Regions from separate parts of the Homo sapiens genome. Here region 2 is linked to region 1. The links are chromatin loops, found by intact Hi-C in ENCODE. Cell type or tissue: endothelial cell of umbilical vein. All regions are shown on one strand. Each heading gives the region's core, and the rest is flanking DNA. Links, peaks and the distances in the headings are about the cores only.

Evidence for each region. Hi-C counts contacts between places; a loop is a spot of excess contacts. Peaks named below come from ENCODE experiments on the same cell type or tissue, not always from the same donor. Only the 100,000 strongest peaks of a DNase experiment are listed, where the experiment ranks them.
Region 2: a loop joins it to region 1, with 9 times the contacts of the local background. A loop is called at or near these places in 4 of 110 quality-filtered maps.

Annotation. Positions count from the first base shown.
Region 1 is chr6:25,082,803-25,093,637 of GRCh38, forward strand. It overlaps the pseudogene CMAHP. Among named protein-coding and RNA genes, the nearest start is that of RIPOR2, 150 kb to the left of the region's middle. In endothelial cell of umbilical vein, for the core only: no CTCF peak of the experiment used is centred there; DNase peaks (open chromatin) are centred at 3,209, 5,859 and 6,799; H3K27ac peaks cover 4,036 bases.
Region 2 is chr6:25,187,871-25,198,705 of GRCh38, forward strand. It overlaps the pseudogene RNY5P5. Among named protein-coding and RNA genes, the nearest start is that of CARMIL1, 86 kb to the right of the region's middle. In endothelial cell of umbilical vein, for the core only: no CTCF peak of the experiment used is centred there; DNase peaks (open chromatin) are centred at 5,431 and 5,891; H3K27ac peaks cover 1,953 bases.

The DNA of each region.
Region 1 (10,835 bases), core at 969-8,968:
CTTCCTGGTCATCTCAAAACCTCACATGCAATCCTTCTTTCCTCAGTATTCCCGACAATCAGTTTGTACAACAAATACAGTGCTCATGAGAGTCTACCTTGTAATAAAGTTGCATGTGGATTTCCTTAGCATCCCTTCTAGCTTATAATTATAACTTAGAAGTTCTAGCCCAGTGCTTTATGCTAGATTAGAATATGGAACAAGTAACTTTACAACTGGAAAGTATGTAAAAGATATTCTAATTCAAACCTTAATTTTACTGCTAAAGACATTGAAGCCTATTTTAAGAGGCGACTCATGCTGACAATGGGAAAGAGAAATTCACTTGTACCTTCCTTCCTTGAATTCATATTAGGAATAAAACCATACGTGTGCTCAGCACTGTGCTAGGCACTAGGTCTACCCAGGTGACAGTTCCTATTTTTAAGAATCTCAGTATCTACTGGGAAAAACAATTAATAGATTATTATAACACAATGGGATGGGATACCTGTTTGAGGAATAAATAAATGCATGAGTCAAGGAGTTTACTGTCTTTGCAGTCATATTATGTGGTCCCTTCAATCAGAAGCATGAGGAGACAGGTTTTTTTTTAGACAAGAGTTTCCCTCTGTGGCCCAGGCTGGAGTGCAGTGGCACAGTCTTGGCTCACTGCAACCTCCGTCTCCCTGGCTCAAGCGATTCTCATGCCTCAGCTTCCCAAGTACCTTGGACTACAGGCACCCACCACCATACCTGGCTAATTTTTGTATTTTTAGTAGAGATGGGGTTTCACCATGTTGGCCAGGCTGGTCTCAAACTCCTGACCTCAAGTGATCTGCCCACCTCAGCCTCCCAAGTGCTGGGATTACAGGCATGAGCCACTGAGCCCAGCTGAGACAGGTTTTATAATTCACTTAATAAAATCATATCTCAGGCTGCAGGAAAGGAATGTCAAATCTGATTTGTGCCAGGCAAGTTCATCGTCATTAGTCCAAAAGAGGAGAGAGGTCTATTGGAAATGAGGAGCTGCTGCTTTCCATCTCACCCTCGGTTTTTAGTTTGTCTCTCTTCAGTTTTTGTTGCTGCTTTCCCTCGTGTACTCAGGATTATGTTTTAAACACTCACAACCTGGACGATTTTGGTTTTGTTTACTTATTGGCTGTATGTTTACCTCAACCAGGCCAAAGGTTCTATGGACTCTGGACTGGATGCACTACTGATTTACTTTTTTTTCTGATGGTGGGGGTGGGGAGATGGACTTTTGCTCGTCTCCCAGGCTGGAGTGCAATGGCATAATCTCGGCTCACTACAACCTCTGCCTCCCTTGTTCAAGCAATTCTCCTGCCTCAGCCTCTTGAGTAGCTGTGATTATAGGCAAGCACCACCATGCCTGGCTAATTTTTGTATTTTTAGTAGAGACGTGGTTTCACCATGTTGGCCAGGCAGGTCTCAAACTTCTGACCTCAGGTGATCCACCAGCCTCGGCCTCCTGAAGTGCTGGGATTACAGGCGTGAGCCACCACGCCTAGCCTATTTACTTTTTAAAACACTTGAATGGTCTTGTAATGTTAGCTGTTCTCAGTCCCGCAAAAGTCGGGTTTCTGTCAGGCAACGCGTCTGCTTAATTTAGGTGTCAAAGAGAGTGTCACGGGATGCACGGTAGGACAGCTCCCAAACCCACAGGATATTCCTTACTTGCAAAATCACAGGCCCATTCTGCTCACAGCACATCAGGAATGACTTCCAGTTGGGTGGTGTGAGGGGGAGTTTTATTTGAAAATGATTCCAAAACCTGTAAGAGAGATAAAGCATGGGAATGTGCTCTGGAAACTTCCATGCCTGTTCCTTTGCCAGGATCTATTTGGTACCTGGTACTCTGTCCTCCCTGAGAGATAGTGTTTCTGTACTGTTCCAGCTGTTGATGTAGCTCAGAACTTTCAGGGTGTTGAATACAGACAGCTCCTTGAACGAGATTTTGTCTTATTTTTATTGTACTATGATGTTCCTTGCTTTAAGGAATCCTTATATGTGAAAATCTAGATCTATATCTTGTACACAAAAGCAACAGAATCTAGTATTAGTGAAGGTACAGGTAAATGTATTCTCTCATACATTATTTTTGGAAAGGTGAACTGGCTTCCCGAAGAACGATTTGGCAGAGGGCACTAAAAGCCTAGACGCTGTATTCATAGAATCCAGCAGCCCCGCTCCTAGGAATTTAACTTACAGAAGTCACTATGAATGTGTGCAAGACACATCCACATGATTATTTGCCATTGTTTCAAATAGTGAAAAGTTAGAAATGACTTACAGGTCAAAGAGGTTAAATAAAGTGCTAATATAGGTATGTGGTATCAGGTAAGCAGGCATTAAAAATGATGTAGGAAAATACAATACTGTGGAAAATCGCGTTGATAAACACACAGGTAGAAAAGTATGTATGGTATATGTGCTTGGAAGCAAAAAAAGAAAGATTAGCTAGACACCAAAATATCAATTATTATTTCTGGGTAGTGGGATTATTTGTAGTTTTTTCATTTAAAAATATTTTTTCAAATTTTTGACAGTGGATATGTATTATTTTTATAACCAGAAGAATGTTTAGTAAATTCACAAATCCCATTTTCAGAGCAACAAGATAAAGTGGACTGTGACTGCTTCCCAATATTTATGATGACATCTTATATTTGTGACCCTTGTTACCAAAACACAATAGAACAAGATAGAGTTTAGCGATTTCTAAGATGGAATTATTTTCTTAAGAAAAAAAAAATCCCCAAGATCCCCTCAAAAGTTGCCAGATTCCTTTCTTTCTAGAACAAGAGTTACGTATATGATCCGTTGAAAATGAAAAAAACTTGGAATGTCTTACAGCTGTTAAAAGATTTGAGGTTGACCTGGATGTCCCAATGTGGAAGGCTATCTAAAATATATTGATGAGTAAAAAATGCAAGTTGCAGAATATCTGTACTAGGATTTCATTTAAAAACAATAGCAACATCCCAAAGGTGGTGTGTGCTTTGCCAAAATTAAAAAAAAATAAAAACAACGGCAACAATAACACTCCCTCACTACCAACTATGTGGGACATCTTATTGAAAACAAATATATGTAGAGAAATGTTGCTATGTCCAGAAACAGGCCTGGGAGGATACACACTGAGCTATTATCAAAGCTTACCATAAGAGTGGGTGGAGGGAAGGGCAGGAAACAGGGTTTCCTGAGAGGTGCTTGGTGGGGTTACTTCCTTTTTATTTTACATAGCTCCACATTCTTAAGCTTTTTCATATCATTTAAAAACATTCAAAAGGAAATAAGTAAAAAAGAAATTTTAATAAATGCCTCTGCTTGCAAGCTCAGAGTACAAACTTTTGCTTATACATTTTAAATAATTAGAATTTTAAAATTAAATTTCTGCATTTTTTTCAGAGGATCTGTGGTAATGAGAAAAAGTACTCTTTCCTTTGGTGATTATTTTGCAAATATAAAAATGGCAAATTGCCCTTTCTGAATTTCAGTGCAAATATTCTAGATATGATCCTAAAGACTTAAACAGTTTTGAAGTGCAGGCAGACAGAAACTCAGTGGGCCATTCCCTTAAACCAACTAGCCCACCAAATTCTTGCTCAGAGGTGAGCACAGACAAAAATGTGATGCAGGAATTCACTAATTCAATGACCATGTCTTTGCCACACAAATACTCATTCTTGTCTTGGCAAACATACCCTTTCCCTCTTATAATGTATTTCTCTTTCTTATACCAAAACCCACTTCCAGAAGGGTGCAATAACACATTCACATGAATGTATAAATGACTCTTTAATGTTATACCTTCCTAACCAGATTTGCTTTTTAACAAACTAACAAAGGAATGAAGCTCTAATGGTGGAATCTCACACATTAGTCAGAATCTGGGGGCTTCGGCAGTCACTGACTGCTTATGCATATCCACAGCGTCCTCAGCAATGGCCTGGGGGCGCCAGGTGCTTCCAGACTTACAGGTGATGGTATATGTCAGGATCCCGCTGGAGCCGTGTTTGGAATCCTATATACAACTCATCCCAGAGTAGACCATTCTTCACCACGTGTCTGATGACATCCACCCGGCTATGGATCTGAAATAGACATGGAACCACTAGCAGGGGCAACCCAGGAAGCAGAGTATGGATCCCTCCTGTCCCTGGGAGGAGCAGCTGCCCATGATGGCAGAGGCACGGAGAGCCAAGGAGAAGAGTCTCTGGGAGCAGATATCACAGGCTGAGGAGAAAAGGAAAGATGCTAAGTGCAGCAGGACTCGAAAGAAGGAAAACAGGAAATGGATTAAGAGCAGGGGGAGCATCTGACTGAGAGCACAAACTGCAGATTCATGGGTTCAAATCCAGACTCTAGCTGTGTGATCTTGGTCACCGTTCTGTGCCTTGGCTTTCTCATCTATAAAATGAAGACAATAATAGAACATGCCTCATAGGATTGTTGTGAGGATGTATATAAAATACTTAAAGCCTGGCACATAGTAAGCACTCAAGAAATCTTTGCTGTTATCGTCATTCTAAAAGCCGAGTGTTCAAGTCTCCACCTGAACATTCAGAGGCAAAGCAGAGCCTGGAAGCTCACAACAGTCTATAGTTTCTGGCCTGTCATAGAACAGGATTACTTTAAATCAAGTGGTCAAGATCCTTATCCTTAAAGAATCCCAACTTTTAAACTGTTGAAGAGCCAAAGCAGCACAGGATTAGGAGACAAGCAGAGATGGTCTTGAGTCTCAGCCCTGCACTTACTAATTATGTGACCTTAAGCTTGCTAAGCCTCCGTTTCTCTATTATGAGACTGTTGAGAGAAAAAAATGAGATAACTTATATAAAGAAAATAAAGAGAAGTTATCCTTGGTTGCACATAGTTTTAACAATCCATCGGCACCAATGTTAGAGTTTAGAGGAGCCCTTTCAGTGTCTGCAACAAATTTTCTCCCGGTAAATATCATGCTAATATCAGTAGAGGCAAACTTTCCATAAGTGACAGGCTATTAAATGACACAGAATGATTGGAAGTTTGGCATTTTTAGATCTATTTCTCTTTTTTGCACCATTTGTATAAAACAATTATATCCATCGTGAACTGAGGTTACAAACATAGGGCAGAGTTTTGCTAATAGAGGTTTAGAAACATGATTCTACAATTTGGTCAGGTTAAGGTCGGCCTGGCTAAGATGCAGTACCAGGACCTGGTTCCTCCCAATGCAGGGTAAATGGCCTTTTTTGGCCTTTTAGCTGGGAGAGAAGCACACAGGAGAATTGGAAGTAGATTTAAGAAATATTTGGGGTGTAAAATGGAAAGGTCTAGATGACTGATTAGATTTGGGGATGTAAGGAAAAGGGAAGAACCAAAGATTACTCATTTGTTTCTAGCTTGACTGACTTGGGGAATGATATTACCAACGATCAGATAGAAAAAGGAAAAAGAACATTTTAAAGAAGGAAGATGAGGAATTGAACTTTGAACAAGTTGAAAATTATGTATTAAGCATTCAGAAATTCAGACAATTATATCTAGCAGGCAGTTGACTATTAAGAACCCAAAGCTTGACAGCACTGGAGGTAGCCAGAGAGCGCTCTGGGCTGGACATATGGATTATTTTTGGAGTCATTAACAGAGAAGTGATGTTAGCAGGTGAGTTTACCCAGGAAGAGACTTGGGAAGAACAGTGGAATGAACACAGAGTCCTGGAAGGAAACAAGAGACTTAAGCAGTGGCTGGGGAAAGAGGAACTCCAAAAGAATGCAAAAGAATATTCAGGAAAACAAGGAGGTACTGTCACTGGGCTAAGGAGAAGACTATTGGTTCACAATGACGGACAAATTGCGTGCATAACCTATCTCCTCTGCATTTCCAGATCCAACTAAAATGTTGCAAAGCAATTATACAGGAATAAACTGCCACATTGAAAAGAAAAGGAAGTGATTCATTGACAGGAGAATTCAACTAATTACGTGAATCTAGAAAGCATGCAGACAAGTGGAAACCGAAGATGCAGGGCAGAGGCTGTACAATCCCAGACAGTACATGGAGGGGTGTTCAGATGTGGAGGGAAGAGAAGTAGGTACTGCGGATGACAGGAGGGCAAGCACAAAAGTTATGTCCATGAGATAGCTGGCCCCTTCTCTACCCCTATATATGGCTCCCAGGTCAAATATATTTCTACAGTTCTCTCAATACATAGAATCAATTTTGGGGTAGGGGGAGAACAAGGGCAGGTAGTGTGTTTGTGATGCTGAAAGCAAGAGCCTCCACATTTTTGCACTCGGGGGTCCCCTAGCTGGCTTCTCTCCTCACCTTCACAGCTTAAAGCATACTGATGATCCTTTGGCCAAATACAGCCTAGCTCTCATTTCATGTAGTCTATAACTCTTTAAGAACATTGACTCAGCTTTCTACATTTATAACTTTGGGTATTTCACATGAAAATCCAGATTTCCAAGTTCTCTGGAAATTTCAGATCAGCCGGAGCTCAGCAGGCCTGCCCCCTTCTCATCCCGCATTCTACTTGATGCAGTCTGCCCCAGCTTCACCAGTTTATGAGATGTGCCTTGCACCAGTGTGCGAGCCCTCTGTAAGTAGAGCCTACTGGATGACAGATCCTACACCTATACATAAGAGCCCCAAATCAGCTGAAAAAAGTCTTTTTATCAGTAAATATGGACTAATCCTGTAATTCTTAAAAGTCACCCACAAAGAAAGGAGGATCAAGCTAGCATAAGTTTTCTTTAGAGCAACCTTGTCTATAACTGGAAGCCAAAGGAGCAATGCCTTCCGGTGTCTATGGAAAATGATTAGTCACCCAGAATTACATGCTGAAACTTACTTACACACCATGAGGCAGGAGACAGTTAAGCAGAAAGTCCCACATAGAAGTGAAGCAAGGAAGGGAAAGGCATGGGTGGGGTCTGGAGGCAGTGAAAGGTAGCAGATTTGCAGCAGAGCTAGAGAGGAGCCCTTCCAGGTCGGAGCAGGAGGATGGAGAGCTACAGGAGCCATGCATTTAAGAATGGAGAGTTAGTGTGATAGAAATGATGAGTTTGAAAGGCAATTAATACCTCCAAAAAGGTGGCAGGAGGGAGGCAATATGAGAAGTCTCCGGGTAGCAAGAAAAGGAGCTCTTCCACACATAGGCATAACCTCTTTAACCAAACCTCAGCATATAGAACTCTCCCTAAAATCCTGGGAGATAAAAGCCCTCAAGCCACAGTATAACAGTACCATGTGCAGAGCAGGCATCATGATTTTGCCCCATGGTGTATTTAAATATGCAACAGAGCTGCTGCTTGCTTTATCCAGCAGATGCATTATGGAAAGCTGTGAAAAAGTGATTTTTTTTCCAAATTAAATATTTTAAATGAAGTTATTTAAAAATTTTCAAAGGTGAATCTCTTGAGGCTAAGAAACCTCAATTTATAGGTTTTGTAAATTCAGATTTGAAAGGCTACACAGTGGCTAAGAGCATAGACTTTGAGCTAGACTGCTTGAGTTAAAGCCCCGCATCACCATTCATTAGCTGTATAACCATGGGCAAGTTATTCTAACTCTTATAATCCCAGTTTCTTCCCCCACAAAATGGGGGCAGATAGTAGTATCTGTTCACAGGGTTGTTGTTGGATTAAATGTCTTAACATTTCCAAAGTGTTTAACACTGTGCTTGGCATAAAGCAAGCTTGGTAAGTATTTGATATATAAAGCAATAAATGTAAAGATTTATTTTGTCTAAAAAGATGTAAGCCTATTTATCATCTATACGGTGCCTCACACAGGATTTTCTTACCTGTAAAAATCCAGTTTTTTTGTTTGTTTTTTGAGACCGAGTTTTGCTCTGTTGCCCAGGTTGGAGTGCAATGGCATGATCTCGGCTCACTGAAACTGCCGTCTCCTGGGTTCAAGCGATTCTCCTGCCTCAGCCTCCCAAGTAGCTGGGACTACAGGTGCCCACAACAACGCCCAGCTAATTTTTGTATTTTTAGTAGAGATGGGGTCTCACCATGTTGGCCAGGCTGGTCTCAAACTCCCGACCTCAGGGGATCCACCTGCCTTGGCCTCCCAAAGTGCTGGGATTACAGGTGTGAGCCACCATGCCCAGTGCCAGTTTTTTTATTATTATTACCTATAAATCAGGTAGCAGATTATTACTTTTACTGAAGTTTCCATATAGGATTTCTTCAATAGCAAGTACTAGTCAATTTATTAAAATGTAGTTCAAGAGCACATTTATTACATCTATTAGGTGAAGGTATATTTAAACCTCTACATTTAGGACATCACACATTTAAATGGCACATACAATAAGTTTAAGGGCAGACCGTATATCCTCATAACTAATGATTCTTACATTCATAGACAATTTTAAATTACAATGCATGCTCACATATATTATGTCATTTAACTATCACGACAAACTGGCAAGGGGGGAGCAAGCCCTGTGCAAGCAAACAAAAACAAAAACCCCTAAAGCTCAGACAGCTTAAATAACTGCTCAAAGCCTCCTAATCAGGAATCATGATCAGCAGAAAGGGGCATCAGTCCCCATCTTGACACTGTCTCCAATGTCATGGATCTTTACATAATGCTGCCACTGGCGAGGGATTTGTTCAGAACTTGAATTCAATAAAATATGTGTTGCTTCATGTTGATCTAACTCCCTTTCCAGAGACACCCATTGGGAGGGGCACAGGAAAATGAAGGTAGAGATCAATGCTCACAGGTCTAATAACAGCTTAGGTTGAGCAGGTGTTTGGAAGTGAGCAGACAGAGAAGTCAATCTTTGGGAATGGCTCATAAAGAAATAAGTGTGAACTTTGATCAATAACAATGTTTTAATATTGGTTTGTTAGTTGTGACAAATGTACCATAGTAAAGTGAGTTGTTAATAATACTTTGTATTAATTATAATTATATTAATTATAATTAATATTGTATTAATTATAATTAATATCCTTGTAACTTTTCTGTAAATCTAAAGTTATTCTAAAATTATAAGTTTATTTAGGAGGAAAGGAAGGAAGGGAGGAAGGAAGGAAAGAAAGAAAGAAGGAAGAAAAGCAGACTTCCACCAGTGTTGCTGCTTACTTCCTCATAGGGATGTTCTCGTTGTGGTCTTTCTTTTGGGAAGGATAAATCTAAAAAGTCAACCAAATAGTCATATCCTCCAGGAAAAGGATTGAAGTCCTCATCTGTCTCAATCATCTGTGCAAATGACAACATGGTAAAGAGAAGAATATCAATCAAGTGGTCAAGGTCTTTAAAAATTCTAAGAATGTGTAAGACTCAAATGCTCTTAAATGATAGATGATAGGAATGAATGGGAAATTAAGAGTCTCTTCTCTCACCTGAACTGCAACATTCAAATCCTAGTCTATATTAGCAAAACTGCTTCATGTCACTAACATCAAATGTATACAGCTGGTTATCGCTATCTGAAGTACTATTAGTAATGAGACATCAAATCCCACCATAAATTTGCAGGTGAGGAAATAAATGTGAGATGTTTCTCATTGTCATATAGCAGCTAAATAGAAATGGTTTCACTGAAAATGTTTTATAAAAAACTGTCAAAAGTTTTTCTCTTTTTCATACCAATTGTCCTAATGAAAATACCATTTACCAATGCTTCCTAGGTCATTAGATTTCAAAGACAATTTTCTAGAAATTATCTGGGAACTAATATAGATATCAACCATTTATTTGGCTAAGTGAGGACTGAAAAAAACCTTGCCTCTGCTACCCTTTTATTTCATTGAAGAAATAATGTTTTAATACCCCCAAATAGAAAGGACTTAGTCATGGAATAATAACAATTCATCCCAAGAAAAGAGAGTTGATATACATACCTGCTCTCTTACTTATTTCACTATTTGCCAGCAAAAACTTTGTCACAGACTGGCCATGGGCCCCAGCTAGGTTTCTGGGGATCATTGCTTTTGAGAATAGCAAGTATTATCTGGCATTAATGTTCAGGAATTGAAAGATAAACTTGGGAGTACTTCTTACCCTGAGGGTAATGAATACTTGTGTCTTAAGAGTGTGAGTGTTGTCCATTTCCTGATGACATCCCTAAACTTTGCTCCCCTGTACAACTTCAGGCATCTCATATAAGCCACAGGTAGCTGGTTACTCACTGACTTTGCAGTTACTCCTGTCCCATTTCAGACCTCCTCTTTGTCTTGCACCCTCTGTCTGCTAGTATTTAGTTTGCTTTTGGAGATCTGTCCAGTTTTGGTGACTAGGTTACAACATGAACTCTTTCTTAGCTTGTGGCTCTGTATGTATGTGTCAGGGCTAGATTAAGCTGCAGACCTAGGCCTAATTCTTAATTTGTGCAATTCAGCCTCAGCATAGCTGCAGACAAGGGTTACCTGCTTCTACCTCACCTTGCTCCGGGCGATTACCTCTTTGGGTGGATCCTACCTTCTAGCCCCACAGTTTAAATAGCTGTTCCTGCCATGCCAAAAACACTCACAAACACAAACAACAAAAAACACGTGGTGATAGCAGATAAAAGATGTTCCAAAAGAAAAACTTAGGGACTTCAGTACATTCTCTAAATATTCAACAAGAGATTGCTGATCAATTGTGAAATCTGTTCTCTGTTAGGCAGTTGATAGGACTTAATAAATGCTTATTGGAAAACAAAGGGGTGTTCATGTATTTCCATTATACAAGAAAGCAAAGACAAACAATAGCATACCCTGACCACAAGGTTGTAATCTTTAAATCCAGCCCAAGTGAAGTATTCTTTTATCCAGGATGAGTGAAGAAATATTTCATCTCCTAGAGCAGCATTCAAGATTTCCAAATAAGGTTCAAAATCC
Region 2 (10,835 bases), core at 1,552-9,551, 110 kb after region 1:
ATACTACCATGGAAATTTCCACCTTGGAGGACACAGAACTTTGAATGTGTCTTTGTAAGAAGTTTCCCAGATAAGTTTGATTGTCAGGCAATTTGAGGAACCACTATTGAAGCAACAGTTGAGATTCTTCTCATTGATCCAAAAAGCAACCTACAATACTCATGGCTGTTGACTTTGGAAAACAGTTTTATTGAATATCAAGGTGCTATCTTTCTTCACACAGTCTACCAAAGGTTTGCTTTGATGTCCTCCTAATCCTTCTCCAAACACTGAGGCCCCTCCCAATCTACTCCATATACTTATGCTTTGTGTATCAGGTCCCACCTGCACCTCTTAGAAAGTACCCCAACTCCCAATTATTTATCAGTCTCTTCACCACATGCCCATCAATTATATTTAGCAATATAATACGTACTGAGGACTTTTGATAAGAGGTATGTTCCTTCTGATTTATACATATTTTCTCATGTCATCCTAAAACTTTATGTAGTGGGTATTATCCTGCAGAAGAGGAAAGTGAGACAGACAGATTATATAACAAGACCATTGTTACTGAGAATGAGGTCATTCTTTATGTATTAACATGACCTTCCATCTTTCTACTGTGCCTCCATCATACTGAATAATACCTTAAGTTTTGAAATTGAGAGGGAGAAGAGGGAGAGAGAGAGAAAAGGAGAGAGACCTAGAGGGAATTGGGGGAAGAGAGGGGGAGAGGCTCTTAAATACAACACCTCTTCCATTTACTTGATATATGAACTTCACCTCTTAAAGCCTCTTTTCCACATCTGCAACAGAGAAATAATGACTCCTACTCTATGTAGGTTGTGGGGTTTAAATGAGGTTATGGATATAAAGCTTCTAAGTACTGCACTTGCTACATGATAAGCTTAAGTATGTGATAATAACAGCCCTATATCCATATACTCTGTTTTTTCTTCAGTTTTTTTTTTTTAAACCAGTATCTGACATTATATTGTGTGCGTGGTAGGTGGGTGTATTATCTCTCTGTCCCACTGTATTTTTTTTTTTTTTGAGACAAAGTCTCACTCTTGTTGCCCAGGCTGGAGTGCAATGGCATGACTTCGACTCAACGCAGCCTCTGCCTCCCAGGTTCAAGTGATTCTCTTGCCTCAGTCTCCCAAGTAACCAGGATTACAGACGTACGCCAACACACCCAGCTAATTTTTGCATTTTTAATAGAGACGGGGTTTCACTATGTTGGCCCAGGCTGATCTTGAACTCCCAACCTCAGGTGATCCACCCGCCTCAGCCTCCCAAAGTACTGGGATTACAGGCATGAGCCACTGCACCGTGCTGTCCCATTGTATATCATAAGCTCCACATGAGAAGGAATTTTGCCACATTTACCTCTGTATCCACAGTGCTTACAATGATGGCTGGCTTCTAGTAGGCACACTTTAAGTATTTGTTGAAGGAATGGTTGTTATGACCATAATCTTCCCTACAGCACCTTACTACAAACATAGTAGTTGCCCTACGAATGCTTTCTATGTGGTTTGCAGTAAATAGAATGCAAAACCCTTATTATCATACTATATTGCCACCCATCTCAGCTAAACTGAATGAATAAATAACCTTCTGGCTGGGGTAACCTATTTGAAGATAGAGGTCACAAAAACAAAGAGGGCATTTAATAAATATTGATTATTCATTACATTGCCTGCTTTCTACCCTGGCCTCTAGGAAAAAAAAAGTTCAGTGAATGTCATTCCTTCTAAGATGTATATTTAAACCTTTAAGATCTCCCGTATTTTTATAAATTTCCTAAAATATTGTATTATTTTTACAAATGGAAACAAAATTTTAATTGAGAAAAAATAATACAATAACTTAGCATGGAAAAAAGCACTGCACTCTAACCTGGGCGATAGCTCAAGACCCTGTCTCAAAAAAAAAAAAGAGAGGGTATTTAAGGTAAAGTCAAATCTTTCTTGCTCCATCTCTAACATCTGTCCCTAGAGGCAGCCAAATGGTAGTTTGGCATTTATCAGGATGACCAGGATGTCAGATTCTGTCTTTTTGTGTTTGATGTTACCAACCATTAATGTTCAATTCTATGATTTATCATTTCATCAGGGGCTTGCAAAAGGGCAAAACTCCATCACTTCTTTTTCATACATTAACTATAATCCTTTGGTAAGATAAATTTCCCTTTACCTACAACTTGCTTACCCAGTTGTACAGTTTGCAAAGAAAAGAATACATAATATTTTTCTTTAATTATTTTTCAAAATAAGGAGTTGGTTTCCTAGGACCCTCTAATTTTAGTTACATTATGAACACATTGCGTTAAACATATTTGATGAGTTTGAATCCACTCATTACTTGTATTAGTGCTCATATCATCCCATTTTGGTCAGTGAGAAGCCTATTTTTTAACTGGCAAATAAAGTGTGTATATTTAGAGTATACATGATGTTATGATATATGCATACATTGTGGAATGGCTGAATAGAGCTAATTAACATATATGTTACCTCACATACTTTTTTTGTGGTGAGAACACTTAAAATTTGATCTCAGCAATTTTCAAGTATACAATATGTTAACTATAGTGAACACAATGGACAATAGATTTCTTGAATTTATTCCTCCTGTCCAACTGAAATTTTGTATCCTTTGACTAACATCTTCCCAATTCGCCCATCTCCCAGCCTTTGGTAACCATCACTCTACTTTCTGCCTTGATGAATTTGACTTTTTTAAATCTTACAATTGCTATGTTGAAAGATGGTATTCCCTCCAAAACTCATGTTGAAACTTAATCCCCATGCAAAAGTATTAAGAGCTGTGGCCTTTGGAAGGTGATTCAGTCATGAGGGCTCTACCCTCATGAATGGAATTCGCACACTTAAAAGGGCTCAAGGTTGAAGGGAGAGTCCTCTTGCTCCTATGCTCTTCTGCCATGTGAGGACAGTGTTCTTCCCCTCCAAAGGATGCAGCAACTAGTTGCCAATTTGGAAGCAGAGATTGGGTCCTCACCATGTATCAAACCTGCCAGTGTCTTTTTCTTGAACTTCCCAGCCTCCAGAACTATGAGAAATACATTCCTGTTGAAAAATTACCAGTCTGTGATATTTTATTATACCAATATCAAACAGACTAAGACATACATATAAATGCGATCATGCAGTATTTGTCTTTTTGTGCTGGCTTATTTCATTTAATATAATGTGCTCTAGTTTCATCTATGTTGTCACAAATGACAGCATTTCCTTCTTTTTTTAAGGCTGAATAGTATTCCATTGTGTGTATATACACATTTTCCTTATCCTTTTATTCACGATAGATTGAGGTTGATTCCGTATCTTGGCTATTGTGATTAATGCTGCAATAAACATGGGAGTGCAGATATTCTCTTTTCAAATATCTCTGACACACTCACTTCAATTCCTTTGGATATATACCCATTAATGGGATTACTGGGTCATATGATAGTTCTATTTTAAATTTTGGGGGGAAACTTCATAGTGTTTTCCATAGCAGCAGTGCTATTTTATACTTTCACCAGCAATTTAAGGGTTCCCTTTCTTCTATATCCTCACCAACATTATTATCTTTCATCTTGTTGATAATAGCTGCTCTAACAGGTGCGAAGTGGTAAGTAGGAAGGTTTTCAAGCTGGCCCTTGTGAGTCATTTTGAGATGACCCCAATAGTATTTGATATTTCCTTGCCTCTCATATAACAAGATATTCCATGTTCTTCGTGTATATTTTGTGTCCAACACCTTGAATCAGCTATTTCTCCTAAAAGTTTTGGTTCTTCTTGCTGGAAAATGTGTCTGGAAACCACAATCTAGGTGCTAGAGGATAGATGTCAATTTGAGGCCGGGTGCGGCGGCTCATATCTGTAATCCTGGCACTTTGGGAGGCCAGGCAAGTGGATCACTTGATGTCAGGAGTTCAGGAGCAGCCTGGCCAACATGGTGAAGCCCTGTTTCTACTAAAAACACACAAAAAAATTAGCCAGATGTGGTGGCACACACCTGTAGTCCCAGTGAGCTGAGATCATGCCACTGCACTCCAGCCTGGGCAACAGAGTAAGACTCTGTCTCCAAAAAAAAAAAAAAAAAAAAAAGTCAATTTGCTTACTTTTGGATGCTGTAAAGAATTTCCTTCAAACTGTAGACAGTCCTAACAGCACTTGATTATTTAGAAATTCATTATCTGGATCTCTTGCTTTTTATAAGTGCTTTTGTATCTGTGCCCTTTCTGAGACTCGGAGTTTAAAAACCATAACCTCTTCTTCACCAGTCCCTGGCCCAAAGTTTGTAACATGCTAGACACTCAGAACATATTCATTGAATGAGAAAAATCAGGCTTTAGATGCTAAAAGAAATGACCAGAAATGAGTTTCAAAAATATGAGAAGAAACGGCAGCATAGTTAGAATAACCTGGTAGCCTCTGAGGACATTATTTTAATAGGGTCTACATTTGCTTGGCTGTTTAAATTCATGTTTACTTAAAAAGAAATTACATTAAAGACCTATGCTATATTTTTGAAAGGGCATTTCTGAGTTGGTTCAAAGGTTGTGGGTTATTGTTAAGTTGACTGACATTGTCTCCTCCAAAAACCACCCTTGACTAGTTCTAAAACAAAAGAGTTTCTGTGAAAAGATACAAGTTTTAATTTTCTATTCAGGTCATCCTCAGAGAATTTCAACCTATGATGATTATCAGAGACAAAAAGGGGCAAAGCAGGTCTAAGATAACAGCAGATAGTGTGGATAAATGTGCCAAGAGTGATGGAAATTCAGCCCCTCCCTGTTGGGCAGGGAGTTGGCAGGGTTGGGGTACATGGCAAGTTAGCCGAGATGAGGCTCCTGGTTGGCTGGGTGGGGAAGTACAGGGATAGAATGCGCCTGTGAAGCTACTGATTGGCCCTGGACAGTTTGCAGCTTTGAGTGGGAGGGGTAGGATCTGAAGAAGAGCAACAGAGATCTTTGGCAGGAATTGGGGTAAGGTGGTGGAGGGGAATCTGGTTCTTGTTAAGAAGCAGAGAAAGGATAGGCAAAAACAAATGGTCTTACTGTCTTTCTCCAGTGCCTCATCTATTATAGCTTTCTGCTGAATTTTGCTCCCACAAACCCCTTCTTTGCTCTTTCTCCAGCTGCTCCCTTAATCATTCTATTCCTCTTTCTGGCTGACAGCCTCTTTCTCTAGTAGCGTTTAATTGACCTTAACTCACAACAGAGGAATAAACTTTTTGCTCACTAATGGCAAAAATCCAACTCTGGCTACTTCCAGCAAAAGACAGGTTAGCGTAAGAAACTTGGTATCAATGAGAATCATGTAGGCAAGCTAAGAGAACGGGCCTTGGAGATTGGCAGGATCCAGGGTAGCTCTAAGGACTAGAAAGTGGGAGCCAAAGGATTGGTTTCCCAGCAGGAACAGTCTGGTCAAGGAGGTCACTGCTAGGGTAAACCTTTTGTGAAAATCTCAGTGACCTCCCTTGGCCAGGTCATGAGAAGAAGGAGCTTATGAAGTAAGAGGCAGACCACTGGATTTCCTCTCCCATGAAGGCTGTACATGATAGAGCGGATGTGTTTGGAAACTGGCAGTGCTATTAGAAAGAGATAGTGAATGCCAAGCAGCCAAAAAAAAAAAAAAAAAGAAAGAAAAAAAAACGTTTTTTTACTCAAAGACATCAACTTATTATCACAATTACTTAGTGATTCAAATCCTGTGATTTCTCTCTTAATTTCTTAAATTTTCAAAGTTAGTGCTCTCGGTGTCTTAAAAACAATTTTTTTTAAATTTTTAAGATTAAAAACTTATGTCCTCGTTTTATTTTCTTCTGATGAGTCAGCGACCTTAAGAATCCAAAGCTCTGCACCCCTGGACTAAGGCCAGGAGTGAAAATCCATTACTAAGATTAGTCAGCCCTGAAAAAAAAACACCCTTTTCCCTCTGGCATTTTCATTACTTCTCTCCACCCCAGTAGAAACAATTAGCCGTTGAAACTAAGTTGTTTTTTTCCTTGCTTTTCAACTTATTATGAAAATTTTCACAATATACAAATGTTGAGAGTATTATATAATGAAACTCCTTGAGCCAGCTTCAACAATTCATCTCTGCCCACACACCCTTACATCCATGCATGCAACCTCACACAATTTTGTTCTCCTTAGTTGGATGATTCTAAAGCCAACCCCAGACATATGATTTTATCCTGCAATATTTTATTATGTTTCTCTAAAATACAAAGACTCTGAAGAACGATAACCATAATATCACTACCAAACCTAATACATTTATTAAAAATTATTTCCTATCCTCAAATATCAAGTCTATGGTCAAGTTTTCCCAATTGTCTCATCTATTTCTGGATCAAATCAGGATCCAAATGTGGTCTGTACATTCTGGCCAAATTTTTAAGGAGATTACAGTAACTGCCCAAACTTTTATAGTCTCAGTTTGAAGTTTGAACACAGCTTTTTCTTTCCATTTTTTTTTTTTGAGATAGCATCTTCCTCTATCACCCAGGCTGGAGTGCAGTTGCGCTGGAGTGCACAGCCTCTGAGTTCAAGTGATTCTCATGTCCCAACGACCTGAGTAGCTGGGATTACAGGCGTACACCACCACGCCCAGCTAATATTTGTATTTTTAGTAGAGAGAGGGTTTCAACATGTTGGTCAGGCTGGTCTTAAACTCCTGACCTCAAGTGATCCAACCACGTCGGCTTCCCAAAGTGCTAAGATTACAGGCTTGAGCCACCTACGCCCACCCTATTTATTTCAATAGCTCTTTGGGGAACAGGTGGTGTTTGGTGACGTGAATATGTTCTTTAGTGGTGATTTCTGAGATTTTGGCACACCCATCACCTGAGCAGTGTACACTGAACACAGTTTTTTCATTTTAGTTTTCTTTGGTTGGTAGTCTAAGCTCATCTCTGTCCTGAAGCTGCCATAGTTGCAAGTATTGAAGTGATTCAGCATCCCTCAGCCCATGTCTTCAGGTTAAATAAGCATATCTTGCAACTTCATTAAGAACAACTATCCAGGCCTTTTTAAAAATGCTATTATTATTTCTTCTCAAAGAATAGAGAAAGTAGCAACTGTTTTCTAAAATGTAGAGTTTATTTACTGTAATATTGTTTATGGTGACTTCAGATTGGAACTAACTCAAAGGTCCACCAAGGAGCTTGGCTAAACAGACTACCCTATGCCCAAACTATACGAAACTATGCCACATTTAAAAATAATGAGGTCACTCTATCCGTAACAACGTGAAAATGCCAAATGCCTCGATATATTGGTGAATAAAAAATTAAATAGTATGAATAATGTGATCTATTTTTGCCTAAAAACAATGTTTCTAGATACACAGAAAGAAATCTCAAAGAATAACCACCAAATCTTGGAGGGAGGATGTAAAATTCTGGAGGAATTACACTTTCTACTTTTTACATTTTTGTATCATTTAAATGCTTTTATTATAAGTGTATATTAGCTTTATAATGTGAAAAAAGATACTTCTATGATGAAATATTATGTAAATTTAAAGTATTATATAAATGATTTTCCTTCTTTCTTCAATCTTTCTCCAATATCAAAAATAATTTGGAATTGACTCTACCACAGATACAATGTTATCAATTGGCAGAATATTTGAAGATACACCTCAATAGTCTTCCTCAATTCACAATATTGAACTATGACTATATGACAGACACAGACGTAAGCTTTATCCCATTTAATCTCCAGAATAAATACCACTGTCTACATTTTACATGTAAGGAAACTGAAGCTTAGAGTGTCAAAGTCACTTGCTTAAGTCACAGCTAGGATTCAAACCTTGGTCTCTTTCATGCCATGGCCCACAACTTCACCCTTTATGCACAGGTGTCCAATTTCTTGGCTTTCCTGGGCCACAACATAAGAATTGCCTTGGGCCACACATAAAATACACAAATACTAATAGTAGCTGATGAGCTAAAACAAAAAAAAAATTGCAAGAAAAGCTCATAATGTCATAATGTTTTAAGAAAGTTTATGAATTTGTCTTGAGCCATATTCAAAGCTGTCCTGGGCCGCCTGCGGCCTGTGGGCCACAGATTAGACAAGTTTGCTCTATAGCATACTGACTCTACCCTACTAAATATAACAAATGTACAAAAAAAGCAATATTCCAAAATCCAAGGCCATAATCCTCTCATATTTCTCTTTAGAGCCACTGTGTAAGGAGTTCCCAAGACCATGCAGGGTCCCATGATTTGTTTGAGGGATTCGGCCCATAGTCATACTCACATCCATGACTTATTGCAGTGAAATGATATAAGGCAGAATCAGCAAAGGAAAAAAGCCACATGGGGCAAAGCAAGGGGGAAACTAGGCATGAGTTTCCAGAGTCCTCTCCCAACAGAGTTACGTGGGATGTGCGTAATTCCCCTGACAACAAGTTGAAAGCACACATGTGAAATATTACCAACCAGGAGAGACTCAGCACTCAGGGATTTTATTGGGGGCTAGTTATGTAGGCATCCTCTGATTGGCACATACCCAAACTTTAAATTTCCAGAAGAAAATCACGTGTTCAGTATAACCACATTGTTTGTTCAAATAGCTTAGGTACTAAGCTATTGTACCTCTAACTGGTACACTCTACCAGTTAATCACAGGAACCCTCCCACAACCTAAGTTCGCAGATGCCAGCCTTATAATCAAGCCTGTCAAAGAATAGCACTTGGGCCTGTTATGCCAACTCTTTTCTGTACAGCCTCCAAACAATTATAAGGAGTCAAGTGCACAATGAAAATATAATTACATCAGCAGCCTCCAGTCTGTTTTCATAGTAAACATGGTGAAGCCACTCAATGTTATTTCTTTTCAGTAAATAACAATTTTCCTCCAGAGCCCTAGTGTCGTCCACTTATAGGCCAGACAGCCCTTTCAAATCTACTTTTCTTGGCCAAAGACATTGTAGTTCTTATCCCTTTCTTCACTTTTCAGAGCATCTTACAAAAAAGTTTAGACACAAAATATCACAAAGAAACAGTTTCCCCATGATGATAGCAGTGCCTATTTGATTGCCCATGCAGAGGAAGACCTTTGATATTTTGTTTCATTTTCAGTAACTGGTTGAAGGTTTTTTAAAAAGATTTGAGTGTAAACTTCTTCATCACTATTATGACCTTCTCTTTGATATCCATTTCCAAGTCAATGACTTGTACTTAGAATGGCAGGTTTCAAAAGAAACGAGCCATGTGCCTGATCACTCAGAAAATACTGTTCCTCGCATGTTAATTTGCCATACTTGAGAAATTCTAGCCTCACTATTAGGGTGATAACTTTTTACCCCATGCTTTTTACATGAAATACAGAACTTTATACAACCAAGCACCCACACCCAAGGTGTGTTTCACAGCGTCAATTTAAGATATGCTATCTGATGAATGTCATAGTATGCTCAGAGTTAAGCAATTTGAGGATTAGCTTATTGCCCAAAGCACTAGACCAACTTGTATAGTCCATAGAATTCTTTCCTTGTTTGCAATTCTATCTCTACTGAAAATGATAAAAACAGAGGAGTCGAAGACTGACTACACTTATGAAATTAAAAAAATTTAAAAACTCAGTTAAGTTCTGGTAATATTTATCCATGTTTTACTTATAAACATAAAGGGCTGTATTTCTTCCTTATGTACACATTTGTTATAGCCATTATGAGTTAGATGTGTGCCTCTTTGGGTTTGGAAATTACTGAAGTTGCACACCTACAATTACAACCTCAGAGACTGACATAATTTCAGATACCACTTCATATTTGAGTAAAAATTAGCAATATGTTTGAGGAGATGAACGTGCTTTGATGTAATCCCCTGACAGGAAAGTTTAACAAATATGTTGGGCAAATTTTTCTCTGTTCTAAAATTTGTTTTAAATTTCTGTGATTGAATAATCCACAAAGATACTCAATTATCTTAAGTACCCATGTAATTTCTACCTGTGAGTAACTGATATGGTTTGGATATTTGTTCCTTCCAAATCTCATGTTGAAATGTGATCCCCAGTGCTGGAGGTGGGGCCCAGTGGAAGGTGTTTGGGTCATGGGGACAGATCCCTCATGAATGGTGTGGTGCCCTGACTGCAGTAATGAATGAGTTCTCATTCTGTTGGTTCACATAAGAGCTGGTTGTTTAAAATAGCATGGCATTCCTCCCTCCCTCTCTTGCTCTCTTTCTCACCATAGGACCTGCCTGCTCCACCATCATCTTCTGCCATGAGTAAAAGCTTCCTGAAGCCTCACCAGAAGCTGAGCAGATAGATGCAGGTGCCATGCTTGAACAGTGTGCAGAGCTGTGAGCTAATTAAACCTTTTTTCTTCATAAATTAGCCAGCCTCGGGTACTCCTTTATAGCAATGCAAAATGAACACTAACTATGAATGAGCATATCAAAAACCTTCTATAAATATGTAGAGAATTTTGTCTACTATTTCTTAATTCATTTTGTGATCACTCACCTGCTGCCTTACCATATCTGTCTATTGCTTACTGACTAATGGTTTATATTCAGCTTTGTTGTTTAATGCTTTAGGCCTTTATCTGCTTTTCATCAAAATTTCCTAAGAACAGTGATTATATTTTGATTCATCTATGTTGAGCCCAGCGTAGAAAAGGTAGCCGGTACTTACTTACCTGTTTTCCTGCTTCATGGAGGAATGCATGGATGAATGAATAAATGGGTTGTGAGCTCCTGAAGAATGTGAACTAACTATATCTTCCACACAGTGGGGACTGGATCAACACTTCTGCCCTGAAGGAAAATATGAATCCTTATCTAAATTCAGAAATGTGGTTATGCCATGT